Linked DNA regions of Homo sapiens: region 2 is linked to region 1. A link is a contact called in ENCODE Hi-C or POLR2A ChIA-PET data. All regions are on one chromosome and are shown on one strand. Each heading gives the region's core, a stretch centred on a gene start or an enhancer-like site at or near the end of the contact. The rest is flanking DNA. Distances are from core to core; before and after follow the strand shown. Region 1 holds the start of OSTM1 (osteoclastogenesis associated transmembrane protein 1). Region 2 has its middle 45 kb from the start of SEC63.

The links. Hi-C counts contacts between places; a loop is a spot of excess contacts on that map. ChIA-PET counts read pairs that join two places held with the same protein, here RNA polymerase II (POLR2A).
Region 2: a map of Caco-2 shows a loop between it and region 1 (14-fold over the local background). The contact joins the enhancer-like site here to the promoter of OSTM1 in region 1. A Hi-C loop is called at or near these places in 1 of 168 maps with a recorded cell type or tissue (Caco-2). POLR2A ChIA-PET finds 5 or more read pairs at or near these places in 3 of 52 experiments (IMR-90, K562 and activated CD4-positive, alpha-beta T cell).

What each region holds. Positions count from the first base shown.
Region 1 is chr6:108,070,093-108,077,461 of GRCh38, forward strand. OSTM1 (osteoclastogenesis associated transmembrane protein 1) reads right to left here and starts at 4,649. Exons shown (of 6, transcript NM_014028.4): 1 at 4,158-4,649. The coding sequence starts at 4,559. RefSeq lists a silencer at 4,420-4,859.
Region 2 is chr6:107,999,675-108,007,043 of GRCh38, forward strand. It overlaps the pseudogene RPL3P7. Among named protein-coding and RNA genes, the nearest start is that of SEC63, 45 kb to the left of the region's middle. RefSeq lists an enhancer at 3,234-3,743. Within about 2 kb of position 2,822, at least 7 of the 41 ENCODE cell types and tissues checked have a DNase peak (open chromatin) inside an H3K27ac peak, as active enhancers do.

The DNA.
Region 1 (7,369 bases), core at 3,399-5,898:
AGTGGTGCAAACTTGGTTCACTGAAACCTCAGCCTCCCAGGCTCAAGTGATTCTCCCACCTCAGCCTCCTGAGTAGCTGGGATTACAGGCACATGCCACTACTCCTGGCTAATTTTTTATATTTTTAGTAGAGACGGGGTTTTGCCATGTTGGCTAGGCTGGTCTCAAACTCCTGGCCTCAAGCGATCCACCTGCCTCGGCTTCCCAAAGTGCTGGGATTACAGGCATGAGCCACTGCATCTGGCTCTGTTCCCTCCTTTAACTTGGCATTCCTTTCACTCTTTTGTTCTAAATTGCTATGGTACAATTTATAACACTCACTGATATTTTCCTATTTCCCCATATAAGGTATTTTATTTCCCCTAACTATACTGATAGTTTGAGGCCTGAATCTTACCCTTCTTTTCCTTCTTATCCTTTTACCAGCCCAATATTCAAGAATAGTAGGTGCTTGCTAAAAACTGATTTCAATAAAAGACTGAGTCTGAGTCAAACAAAATACATTACACTGGATAGGCTGGGCGTGGTGGCTCACGCCTGTAATCCCAGCACTCTGGGAGGCCGAGCCGGGTGGACCACCTGAGGTCAGGAGTTTGAGACCAGCCTGGCCAACATAGTGAAACCCTGTCTCTACTAAAAATACAAAAATTAGCCAGGCGTGGTGGTGGGCGCCTGTAATCCCAGCTACTTGGGAGGCTGAGGCAGGAGAATCGCTTGAACCTGGGAGGCGAAGGTTGCAGTGAGCCGAGATCCCGCCATTGCACTCCAGCCTGGGTAACAAGAGGGAAACTCCGTCTCAAAAAAAAAAAAAAAGGGCTGGGTGTGGTGGCTCACACCTGTAATCCCAGCACTTTGGGAGGTCGAGGTGTGCAGATCACGAGGTCAGGAGATTGAGACCATCCTGGCTAACACGGTGAAACCCCGTCTTTACTAAAAATATAAAAAATCAGCCGGGCGTGGTGGCGGGCGCCTGTAGTCCCAGCTGCTTGGGAGGCTAAGGCAGGAGAATGGCATGAACCTGGGAGGTGGAGCTTGCAGTGAGCTGAGATTATGCCACTGCACTCCAGCCTGGGCAACAGAGCAAGACTCTGTCTCAAAAAAAAAAGAAAAAGAAAAGAAAATATACTACACTGGATAAATAAACCTCCCCAAGAGACAACTAATTCCTTCAAGTTCACTCATGACACATTTTTCCATAGGTTTTTGTTTTGTTTTGTTTTGGTTTTTTTTTGCAACGGAGTCTTACTCTGTCCCCCAGGTTGGAGAGTGGTGGCACTATCTTGGCTCACTGCAACCTCCACCTCCCGGGTTCAAGCAATTCTCCTGCCTCAGCCTCCTGAGTAGCTGCGCACCACCACACCCGGCTAATTTTTTTTTTTTTTTTTTTTTTTTGTATTTTTAGTAGAGGCAGGGTTTCACCATGTTGGCCAGGCTGGTCTCGAACTCCTGGCCTCAGGTGATCTGCCTGCCTTGGCCTCCCAAAGTGCTGGGATTACAGACACGAGCCACCACACCTGGCCTCATAAGTTCATTATTATACATGATGGTTCAACTCCCAAACCAGTCCATATAGCCTTTTAAATCTATAAAGTACCTCAGAACTGTAGATGTCACACTTTTGAGCTAATGAATCATATCCAGCTCTACTGGGGAAATAAGGCGAGCCGAGACCAAGGCCTAGGATGAGTTGGAGAGAAAATACAAAAAAAGTTTCCCTGCCTCTTTTCACCTGTTTATCCACTTCCTTTCACATCAGGGTGAGTTGAGCTGGGTACCCAGGTTGCTGGTAGAATCTGAGGGAAAGGAAGGGGGTTTCTACAACTCCCCCACTGGGAAGCCTCCTTTGGGTAGTGGGGAATTCATATGGAAATTCACATGCAGATTGGGTGATGCCCATAATACTGCACCCTAGAGTTTGAGGTGCTATTTTTAGCCTCTCTTTAATTCCACAGTACCTACACACATGAGAAAAGCATTTGCTGCCTTCAAAGACCCAAACTTTGCATCATGATCCCTGGCCATTCTGCCCACAATAGCCCTTGTTCTTTAGAGTAAATGGAACCCTAAAACAACTCATCTTAACCACTCAACACTGAATATGATGCTATATCGTATCCTGCTGTAGTTGACAGGGACATGTCTTGGGTACTTTATTTTAAAGTGATAGTAAGATATATATTCCTTGCTATACCCAATGGAAGTGTGCCTGGAAAATACCGCATGTAAGCCTGAATTTATTTACCTCGAAAATATGTCCTTGGCCAGGTGTGGTGGCTCACACCTGTAATCCCAAATCTTTGGGAGGCTGAGGTGGGTGGATTACTTGAGGCCAGGAGTTCGAGAACAGCCTGGTCAACATGGTGAAACCTGTCTCTACTAAAAATACAATAATTAGTTAGGTGTGGCAGTGCACATCTGTAGTTCCAGCTACTCAGGAAGCTGAGGCAGGAGAATCACTTGAACCCAGGAGGCGGAGATTGCAGTGAGCCGAGATGACACCACTGAACTCCATCCAGCCTGGGCAACAGAGCAAGACCTTGTCTCAGAAAAAAAAGAAAAAAGAAAAAAAAAAAAACATGCTCTTTACAGAGAGATTGACCACAGAATTTATTTAATGCAAATAAATTCCCCAGTTATGTAAAATGACAGATTTTTATTTTATTTTTATTTATTTATTTATTGTGAGATGGAGTCTCACTCTGTTGCCCAGGAAGGAGTGCAGTAGTGCAATCTTGGCTCACCCCAACCTTGGCCTTCCAGGCTCAAGTGATTCTTCTGCCTCAGCTTCCCGAGTAGCTGGAACTACAGACGTGTACCGCAATTCTTCTGCCTCAGCTTCCAGAGCAGCTGGGACTACAGGCACGTGCCACCACGCCCGGATAATTTTTGTATTTTTAGTAGAGACGGGGGTTTCACCATGTTGGCCACGCTAGTCTCCAACTCCTGACCTCAGGTGATCCCCCTGCCTCAGCCTCCCAAAGTGCTGGGATTACAGGCATGAGCCACCGCACACAGCCATGACAGATTTATTTTAAATAACAGGCTGACTTAAAGCAGGATCCAACTAGGTACAAATTTATATTTAGTGCAACTATAAACAAGTTTAGACAAGTTTAAATTTATGGAATAATTCCAACCACATTTTCATGAGACTACTTGCTGTCCCCGTAATACAAGAGGAACTTTCTCATTCTCCAATCCCAATGTTATTCCTCATGTTTTTCCTTTACCAAGCATATCCGGCCCACACCTCGTGACTCCCACCAACCCTGACACTCTAATCTTTTCCTAGTCTAAACTTTATAAAGTACTTAGGAGCAGGAATTGTCTGTTTTTCTTTTTAAAATTAAGTGCCTCACAGCAGCTACCACACACCTAGAGAACCCTTAAGGTATGAAGAATGAAGAGCAGTCTTACAATTTCTTAAAAATTTACCTCCCATTTACTTAGAGGTATTACTATGTGTTGTTTTCTAAAACCTCCTTTTATCCCCATTTTACAGATTAGTAAACAGGCACAGAGAATGTAAGTAACTTGCCCATAGTATACCGCTAATAAGCAGAGTGGAACTGGAGTCCTGGCCGCTAGCTAGCTCCAGACTGTTCACATCACTAAGATGAAGTCACAGGCAATATCTCTTTTAATTCTTCCAACAGCCGCATTAGGCAGATGTTCTTTCCACTTTATAGAGGAGGAAACTAAGGTTCTGAGAAGATAATTAATCCAAGGTTACATAGTTAGAAGTTGGTGGACATGAACATTTCTGGCTACAAAGCTCAAATTTCTAACCACTACCAGTGTCTCCACCCCACTTGTTTCAGAAAAGGATCCTTCCTGGCAACTCCAGGTGAAGATGAGAAGAAGCCGTGGTGGAGTGGGTGGAGGAAGAGCAAGAGGGTTGGGGAATCAGGACCCCCAAGAAAACCAATCACACCTATATGAACCAAAGATGTCCAACAGCATTCTTGGAAGCAAAAACCCAAATCCCAAGCCCCATAATGCCACCCCCTTTTTCTGATGACCCAACTCTACAGACTCAGTCCAACCCCTTTTTCTTACTGTTGGGGAAACTGAGGCCCCCAGCGCTGACCATCATTACACCCTCCTCCTTTCCCAACTCTCCTGAGCCACAGTCCCGGACGTGGTCCTGTACCCACCCCCGCGGCTCGGCTGATGTTGTCCATCTTGCTGACGACCTGTTGGAAGAGGGGGTAGCAGGTCTGACAGAGGCGCACGGGCCGGGCGCTGCGCACCAGACACCCTGTCAGCTCTGCGCTGCTGTTGGCGAAGTCCAGCAGGAGCTCCCGGCACTCAGGATCCAGATCCGGCAGGTCCGGGGGCAGCGACAGAGGCCCCAGCCCTCCACCCTGCAGGAGGGACAGGGACAAGTCCTCCACCTCCAGCAACTGCTGCTCCGACAGGAGGTCGTGGAAGACCCTGTGCGGACTGCTGCCGAAGGGGAGCGCGCCCAGGGCCAGCCCCGACCACAGCAGCAGCCCCAGCGGCAGCCACGGCGGCAACGAACACCTCCGCTGCGCGGCTGTCGGGCCCGGCTCCATCACCGGGCTCACACACCCCAGGGAGCCCACCGCCGCCTCTCCGCCCCCAGCCGGCACCGCGGACAGCCGCCGCTTCCGGTTTCCGCGAGCGCAGGCCGAGAGCCGGGTCACGAGGAGGGCGCGTCACGGCCCCGCCCCCTGCGCGCGGCGCCCCGCCCCATTGGCTGCCGGCTGCCTCCGGGCCGCAGGCCTTCGCGCGTGCGGGAGGGCGCCTACCCTGCGGCCGCGCGCTCTCCAGCCGGCGTTAGGCGCGGGGCGGGGCGGAGTGGTGCATTGGGGTATCCGTAGCCGAGGCTCGCCAGCCGGTGACCACGAGCACCCACCGCTTTGGACAATTGCATCTCGGGGGTCCTGACCCTTGAACGCCCAACCCTCTGGGAGTTCCGGGCGTCCTACAAGTTTCTTACCTCGCTGGACCGACGACGGCCTCCGCTGTGGAAATGGCCGTCGGCTGCGTTCGCAGAGAAACCCCGCTGGCCTGTGCCTCGGCAGATTTTCTGCATGGTGTTCCTTAGCGTAGTTTTTTCCTCATCCCATTTGGAGAGAGTAATAATGCCCGTTGGTTATTATAGGTGGTGGAGACTAGCGGTTTCCAAGCTTTTTGTTTTTGTTTTTAAAAAAACTCTCAACTGTCTGCCTCAGCGTTGTCAGAACTCTGTGAGATGAGGGAAATATTCTACATCTGCGTTATTAAGGCAGCCACTGGCCACATGTGTGGTGTTGAGCCGGCTGAGGAACTGAATTTTTAATTTAATTTAGGGCCGGCGCGGTGGCTCACGCCTGTAATCCCAGCACTTTGGGAGGCCGAGGCAGGCAGATCGCTTGAAGCCAGGAGTTGGAGACCAGCCTCGCCAACATGGCGAAACCCCGTATCTACTAAAAATACAAAAATTAGCCGCTGGGCGTGGTGGCGCAAGCCTGTAGTCCTAGGTTGAGCGGGGAGGATGGCTTGAGCCAGGAGGTCGAGGCTGCAGTGAGCCGAGATCGCGCCACTGTACCCCAGCCTGCACGACAAAGTGAGACTCCATCTCAAAAGTAAAAAGTATTTAACTTAAATGTAAGTAGCCACATCTGTGTAGTGGCAACTGTACTTGACGTAAGTCTGGTCCTACAGTGGCCAACAAGCAGGTTTGCTTGGAACTGAAGGGGTACCAGGGACGCAGCGCGTTCAGTGCTAAAGCCCAGGAAATCCTGGACAAACTGCTCAACTTGAAACTCCTATCCAGTTTCTGACATGCCCGAGGCAATAGCAGGGGACACTCTAAAAAGCGTCCTGATACCGTTGCCAGTCTGTAAAAAGAATTTAAGCTCATAACCTGGAAAACAGTTTTCTGACAAGTATCTGACCAACCAGGTTGGTAGAAAATTATTTCCGGGCTTTGTGTCATCCTGCTTTTCAGGGTTGTAATTTTTGCCTTGTAAATTGCAGAGCTGTTGCACTAAAGTCTACTTAGCTTAGGGTCCTAATTTATGTTTCTGAGGGTTCTTCAAAAACTTTTTTGTTGTTGTTGTGTATTTTGTTTGGTTTGGTTTTGAGACATAGTCTCGCTAGACTGCCCAGGATGGCCTCGAACTCCTAGGTTCAAGGGATCCTCCTGCCTCGGCCTGCCAAACAATTGGACTACAGGCACAGGCTGCTGTGCCCAGCCTGGGGGTTCTTATAGTTACTTTTTACCCCGTCTGTTTGGTTATTGTTTTATGTTCCTAAATTTGCTTGGGATAGCTAAATTTTGTTTCATTTTTGTTACTAAGAAACTGAATAGTAGGAAATTTGATTTGTGTAACAATAAACGTATTTCCAAAAGAGAAAATAAGTTGTCTTAAGTTTTGCAAAAGTCATCATGTAACTCTTAGGTCTTTCTATGTATTAGAATTATCTTTCTTTTAAATTCTTTCAAGCACCATCCTGTGTTGCAGGTGGATGTGTAAATTGTTAACTTCTATGGAAATCAATGTGCAGAACCAACAACCTTGCAAATGCACAAGCTCTTTGATGCAGCAAGTTCACAACCTTGTCATAGACACTTATTCATTACAATATTGTTTGTAGTGGTAAAAGGATGGCTTCAAAAAGCATGTTAAGGGGCCGGGCACGGTGACTCATGCCTGTAATCCCAGCACTTTGGGAGGCCGAGGCGGGCGGATCACCTGAAGTCAGGAGTTCGACACCAGCCTGGCCAACATGGTGAAACCCCGTCTCTACTAAAAATACAAAAATTAGCCGGGCATGGTGATGCATGCCTATAATCCCAGCTACTCAGGAGACTGAGGCAGGAGAATCTCTTGAACCTGGGAGGCAGAGGTTGCAGTAAGCCAGGATCACACCACTGTGCTCCTGCTCAAAAAAAAAAAAAAAAACTTAAGGAAATTACAGACACTTTCCCTCTTCCTTTCCTTTCCATTCCCGGAACAATTCAATCTTAAAGGTCAAGTAGAGCAAGATAGGCATCGGTGCTTGGTAGGAATGGGGTGTCAGAGGCCCAGAGAGAGGTGTCAGAGCATAGGTAAGCTGAAGAGGACAGTGGTGTGAGGGAGGGTGGCAGCATCAGCCTGATGCAGAGTATTGGGTTCTCAGTGGATAAGAAGGGTCTCCATGCAGAGGATTGGGCAGCAGTGACTGGGAGGTTGCTTACATTCAGAAGGATTGATGGAATCAGTAAATATATTAAGAATAATTGGAGTTCAGTTTCAGACTGTCAGAGAAGAAAGTTACAAATATGAAAAGAGAGAAATGAACTCTAATGTTGGATTAAAATTAGAAATAGTGCAAATTCATAGCTTAAAATACATAGTCATCCCTTGATACCAGC
Region 2 (7,369 bases), core at 1,572-4,071, 72 kb before region 1:
TTCCAAACCAAGTAAGTGTTAGTTTTCATTCAAGCCCCTTTGTCACATCCCATGCCAGGCAGCATGAGTTCTTATGATGTGAGCAGGGGATAAACCAAAATTTTGTCAGGGGTGGGATAGGATTTAGAGGGAGAGGCACATCCCTCCTTGATTCCTATCCATTCATTGATTCAGTAAACACTTAACAAACCCCACCTTTTTCCTAATTGTGGTCGGGTTAGAGTGTTAAATAAGGTCAAATCCCACCCTCAGGAGGCAAGCTTTCTCAAGGAGGCCCCAGATGCATGGCCCTTACACAAACAGGAGAATGAAGTGCAAGAGAGGCATTATAAAGGGCCATGGGAAAGAGAGGTGTATGTGGATGCATGTGCTCTGGGGTGTGTGTGTGTGTGTGTGTGTGTGTGTGTGTGTGTGTGTAACAAAAAGCAGACCTCACAGAGGAAGTGTCATTTTAGAAGTCTTGAAGGAGGAGGCCGGGCATGATGGCTCATGCCTGTAATCCCAGCACTTTGGGAGGCTGAGACAGGTGGATACCCTGAGGTAAGGAGTTCAAAACCAGCCTGACCAACATGGTGAAACCCCACCTCCTCTAAAAATACAAAATTAGCCCGGCATGGTGGTGCATGCCTGTAATCTCAGCTACTCAGGAGGCTGAGGCATGAGAATCACTTGAGCCCGGGAGGCGGAGGTTGCAGTGAGCTGAGATCACGCCGTTGCATTCCAGTCTGGGCAACAAGAGTGGAACTCCATCTCAAAAAACAAAAAAAAGTCTTGAAGTAGGAATAGGAGTTTTCCTGAGGGACAAAAAACCACACTTTGGTCATTCAGAAGGAGGGATGATTATAAGCAAAGACCCAGGCACATGGAAGAATATGAGTGTGAGCTGGGAGCAGTGGCACATGCCTGTAGTCTCAGCTATTCAGGAGGCTGAGGCAGGAAGATGGCTTGAGTCTAGGAGTTCAAGGCTGCAGTGAGCCATGATCTTGACACAGCACTCCAGGCTGGGTAACAGAGCAAGACCCTGTCTCTTAAATAAATAAATAAAAGAGGCTGGGCGCGGTGGCTCACACCTGTAATCCCAGCACTTTGGGAGGCCGAGGTGGGCGGATCACAAGGTCAGGAGATCGAGACCATCCTGGCTAACACGGTGAAACCCCGTCTCTACTAAAAATACAAAAATTAGCCGGGCGTGGTGGCGGGCGCCTGTAGTCCCAGCTACTTGGGAGGCTGAGGCAGGAGAATGGCGTGAACCCGGGAGGCGGAGCTTGCAGTGAGCCGAGATTGCACCACTGCACTCCAGCCTGGGAGACAGAGCAAGACTCCATCTCAAAAAAATTAAAAAATAATTAAATAAATAAAAGAATCTGAGTGTGGACCATGGAGGAGCTAGGTATGAATGGAGCATGGGTGTAGAAAGGGAGGGGCAGGTGACCACACTGGAAAGGTGAGCCAAATTGAGTCCTAGGATGAAAAGCCCATAGGACTCATATTAAGCTGTCCTTCTTGTTGCTCAAAATCAATAAATAATATTTTAAAACTTGCAGTCACTCTCATCACTCTCGATTAATCCTTCCCCTTACATCCATTCCGATAGCAAGTTCTGTTTGCTCTACCTTCAAACAATATCCTGCAAGACCCGCCTTAATCCAGGTGATGGTCCCCTCTCCACTGAGTTGCTACAATAGCCTCTGAACAGCTCACCTCACTTCTGTCGTTACCTGCCCCTCCCCAGCAGTCAACTCAACCCAACCCAGTAGCCTGGGTGATTTTTTTTTTTTTTTGAGACAGGGTCTTGCTGGGTCTCCCAGGCTGGAGTGCAGTGGTGTGATCTTATCTCACTGCAATCTCCACCTCCTGGGTTCAAGCGATTCTTGTGCCTCAGCAGCTGGGACTACAGGTGCACACTACCAAGCCTGGCTAATTTTTGTATTTTTAGTAGAGACAGGGTTTCACCATGTTGGCCAGGCTGGATTTGAACTCCTGACTTCAGGTGATCCACCCGCCTCGGCCTCCCAAAGTGCTGGGATAACAGGCATGAGCCACTGCACCCGGCCTCGTCACCATATTTATGTCTCAGAAAGATCCCTCTCAAGGAGGCTGAGCTGAAGCAGGGGACAAGAGGTGATAAAGGCCCTGCCACAGAGAAAGGCTAGATTCCAGAGACATTTACAAACCAACAGAGATCAAAGGTGTTTTACAGACTGACTACTGAGATTAGAGTTAGTAATAAAGAGTACATTCACTTTAACCCAGCACATATTTGCTGCATATTTGCTAAGGGCAAGGGATCATGGGAAAAAGGGATAAAAGGACAGACCATGTCCCAAGCGGGGTGTTAGGTCAGGTGAGTAGGGAGCTGGAGAGAAGTTTGGTGCATGTGCTGGGAGAATGGGGGGCAGAAAACGCTCAATTTCCAACATGGGGGAAATTCAACAAGACGCCATAGGCTAGGGCGTATCTAAGTTAGGTACTGGAAGAATTTCAAAGGCAAAGACTGGAAAGAACAGTGTGTGGCAGGACAGATTTTGAATTTCAACCTCTCTACCATCTCTCGCAGAACTTTCAATGGAGTTGCTAGTGATTTGAGAAATAATTATTTCCATACCCCATAAAACAAAATAAAATTTTAAAAAGAGGACAAGGTACACAGAAAAGCAGCAAGGAAGAATTAGGATCATTCACCACCAGAATAATTTGGTCCAGAACAAGTGAACCATGTCAATAAGATTTTAAGAAAACACAGCAAAATCACTTCCTTGTTCAGATGCGTCACAAAGGGAAGAACAACAAAAATCCTCCAAGTGAATAACTCTGCTGACTCCCGGACTTTGACCTGGGAGAACAATTTTCTGCCAGGGTGATATTGTTTTATAGCAAGTTGAGATCCTTGGTAAGCAGGATTCCTACATAAAAGCTGACAGTCATACCGGCTTGAGGAACTTGCCTACATTTTTAATAAAACTGTCAGATTAAGCCATGCCTGGCTGCAGTCTATTATTAATACACATTCTTAACTGTCAATTAGTTAACTGGCTAGTAAAAGGAACCTGGCTTACAAGATTGTTGCTAATGAATATAATGCTTTGTTCTCCAGCAAAACATATGCTTAGGTTGTGTAATTAGAAGAAGGGCCCCCTCCCTCCTTCCCCATAGGGAGATCATGTGCAGCTGAATAAAGGCGCTTATTATACCTGTGAGGGGTCAAAGTCTGTGGATCTGTGGCTTATGGTATTATGACAGATTACAAAATCACTCTATTATGCTAGTCAATCTGTTTGCAAGCACCTAGTAGGGAGCTAGCTGGGCACTAGACGCTCCAAAACAAGATTCCCATTGGTTTTCTTCCTAAGGTCTCATGACGGGTCAGCTGTTGTTGACATCACCCCGCTGCTCACATGTCAGTCAGAGCCTTTCTGTCTGACTTCTGCCTCTGTCACTGCCAAGCTGTCCTCTGCGAGTCAGCCCTTGCCTCGGGCCACAACCATCTCCCAAGAACAGCTCAGATGAATTTGAAATCCACAGGCTTTTGTGCTAGTGAAAAGGAAACGGAAGCGGGACACTTAAACCCTGTATGTCTTTTGTTTCTGACTCTCCTTACCTCCTGTCCTTCCCCTCTCCCCCTCTTTTTCTCTTCGACTGTTTCCCTGGTTTCTCATCCCTCTCCTTCCCACTATGGTCATATGCCTTCTTTGAAAACATATTTATTTTATTTTATTTATTTATTTTGAGATGGAGTCTCGCTCTGTCACCCAGGCTGGAGTGCAGTGGCACGATCTCAGCCCACTGCAACCTCCGCCTCCCGGATTCAAGCAATTCCTCTGCCTCAGCCTCCTGAGTAGCTGGGATTACAGGCACCCACCACCAAATCTAGCCAATTTTTGTATTTTTAGTAGAGACGGGGTTTCACCATGTTGGCAAGGCTGGTCTCGAACTCCTGACCTCAAGTGATCCACCTGCCTCGGCCTCCCAAAGTGCCAGGATTACAGGCGTGAACCACTGCGCCCAGCCTAAAACATATTTAGAGGAGAGCACAGCTAATAGACCTGTCTCCTCCAAAAGCCTTTGTTTTGAAGTCAATGGTCACATGCACCTACAAAACCATTTCAAATTCAAGAGGTCGAAAGATATTTGCCTAATACTCCAAAAAAGTGGCTTTACGGAACCTTAATTTTATTACCTCAGCAGACAAATAATTATTTTCCAAAGTTTTTCTACCTTAACTCTTCTACATTTCCGGCAGTCTTCTGCCATTGGCTGGATTGTCTGTGTGGGAAGGGACAGGGACAGGGGGTGATAGTCTACATTCCTGCCACCCCCAGCCTCCCTACCTAGTTTCTGCAACTGACTAAACAGCCCAGAGTTTACAAAGCGGAAATTCACTGGGGAATGTGACATGTCAAATCATAATGTTTATAAGACTTAATGAGTAGGAATAAAACCACAATTTTCCAAGTAGTGATATCTGGAAGAAAAATCATGGAAACCATATCCACAGGGGCTTCAAGCAGAGCTGCTTCCCTGAGGCAGAGGAAGAGTCTGGCGCCACGGGAAAACCAATGTTCACTGCTGCCCATGTATTGTGGAGTCACATCGCTTGGAAGACACAGCCACTTTTCTTTTTTTTTCCCAGTGGAAAATAACTTTTATTGAGACCACACCAGCTGCGAAATCTGTTCCTGGCATTAAGCTCCTTCTTCCTTTGCAATTCCGTCTTTCTTGAGTGGTCCCATGAATGCTTTCTTCTGCTCCATGGTCTGGAAGCAGCCATGGCCAAACTTGGAGGTGGTGTCAATGAACTTAAGGTCAATCTTCTCCAGAGCCTGCCGTTTCATCTGCACCAGCAAGGACTCGTGGAGGGTGAGCACCCGCTTCTTGGTTCCCACCACACAGCCTTTCAGCATGACAAGGTCATTGGTCACTTCACCATAGTGGACAAAGCCACCCAGAGGATTGGTGCTCTTGTCAGACAGGTCAGAGTCAGTGGAGGCATTGTTCTTGATCAGCTTGCCATCCTTGATAAGGTAGCCCTGGCCAATCTTATAGATCTTCTTGTTGATCTCAGTGCGGTGACGGTAGCCTTTCTCCCCAGCACGTGCCACAGAGAAGGCCACACGAGCAGGATGCCATGCCCCAATACAGGCCACCTTGCACAGGCCTCGGTGGGTCTTGCAGGGCAGCTTCTTGGTGTGCCAACGACTGGTGACCCCTTTGTAGCCTTTGCCCTTGGTCACCCCAATGACGTCGATCATCTCATCCTGCCCAAACACTTGGTTCACATTTACCTGCTGCTCGAGCCTCTCGCAGACCCAGTCCAGCTTCTCAGCCACGGTGCCTCCGTTCACCTGGATCTCCATCAGGTGGGCCTTCTTCTGGCGCAGAGGAAGCAGGCGCATCTGGGTGTGGGCAATGACGCGGATGACGTGGCAGTATTTCTTCATGCTGCTGAAGTCCTTCTCCAGCTGCTTCTTGACATCCTCATCCTGCCATTTCTTGCAGTACTTCGTAAAGGCCTTCTTTTTAGATTTATGCCAGTTCTTATAGAAACGCCTCTTGCATTCATTACTGATGTGCTCAGCGAAGACAGTCTTGAAGGTCCGGAGGCCTCAAGGGGTTTCCACATAGCCCACAATGCCCACAACCACCATGGGTGGCGTCTCCACAATGGTCACAGCCTCCACCACCTGCTTCTTGTTCACCTTGGATGCTGGGCTGTCGACTTCCCTCATGATGTGGGTCATGCCAGCTTTGTATCCCAGGAAGGCTGTGAGGTGGACCGGCTTGGACGGATCATCCTTAGGGAAGCTCTTCACCTTCCCACGATGCCTGCTGCTGCGCTTCTGAGGCAGGAAGCCGAGGGACCCATGTCTGGGAGCAGAAAACTTTCTGTGAGACATCACGCAGTCAAATCCCGCCGGTAGAGCACAGCCACTTTTCATCAATGATTTTTTTTTTTTTTTTTGAGATGGAGTCTCACTCTGTAGCCCAGGCTGGAGTGCAGTGGTGCAATCTCGGTTCACTGCAAGCTTTGCCTCCCAGGTTCACGCCATTCTCCTGCCTCAGCCTCCCGAGTAGCTGGGACTACAGGCGCCCGCCACTGCCAGGATGGTCTTGATCTCCTGACTTCGTGATCCGCCCACCTTGGCCTCCCAAAGTGCTGGGATTACAGGTGTGAGCCACCGCACCTGGCCACATCAATGAATATTTTGTAGGTGACCATTAAGGACTGAAAATATCTATGGTAAGGCAAGAGATGACAGAAACCTGGACAGACCTGGAGGAGAAATGGTGTCACCCAAAAGGGCTCTGTAGTTATAAACGAGGAAGCAGCAGCTGAGTTCATCAAGGGTCTGTGTCAGTCACATCTGTATTTAATGGTTTAGTGTTATTTTTTCCCATATATATTAGTCCATTCTCACACTGCTGTTGTCAGAGGTGTTCTAACCAGAGCGACTCTATCTTGAGTGAGGGCCAGGAAAATGAAGCTGGGACTTGCTGTGCTGCATTCCCAGAAAGGTATTCCTAGCCTCTAGATGTTTACAGTTAATGAAACAGATTGATAATGTTTACTAAACAGAACCAGACTTGGGAATGTTCTAATATCCCGATATCTGGAGAACAAAGACATTCCTAATTTTGTTTTAAAGATAATATTCTTTTTTTTTTTTTTTGAGAGGGAGTTTTTTTGTTGTTGTTGTTGTTTTGTTTATTTTTTTTTGAGACAGAGTCTTGCTCTGTCGCCCAGGCTGGAGTGCAGTGGTGCGATCTTGGCTCACTGCAAGCTCCGCTTCCCGGGTTCACGCCTTTCTCCTGCCTCAGCTTCCCGAGTAGCTGGTACTACAGGCGCCCGCCACCATGTCTGGCTAATGTTTTTGTATATTTTTTTAGTAGAGATTGGGTTTCACCGTGTTAGCCAGGATTGTCTCCATCTCCTCGTGAGCTGCCTTGGCCTCCCAAAGTGCTAGGATTATAGGCATGAAAAAGATAACATTCTTGCAAAGTACAGTAATTAAGAAAATTAATCCTTTATCACAAACTCTTGTAGCAGAGCACATCTCCCCATGATCTTTTTTCTTGGTGGTGGTGGTGGTTGTTGTTTTGAGACAGGATCTTGCTCTGTTGCTCAGGGTGGAGTGCTGTATTGTGATCTCAGCTCACTGCAACCTCTGCACAAGAATCAGGGAATTCTTGTGCCTCAGACACCCAAGTAGCTGGGACTACAGGCTCATGCCACCACGCCTGGCTAATTTTTGTATTTTTAGTAGAGACGGGGTTTTGCCATGTTGGCCAGGCTGGTCTTGAATTCCTGACCTCGAGTGATCTACCTGCCTTGGCCTCCCAAAGTGCTGGGGTTACAGGTGTGAGCCACCGC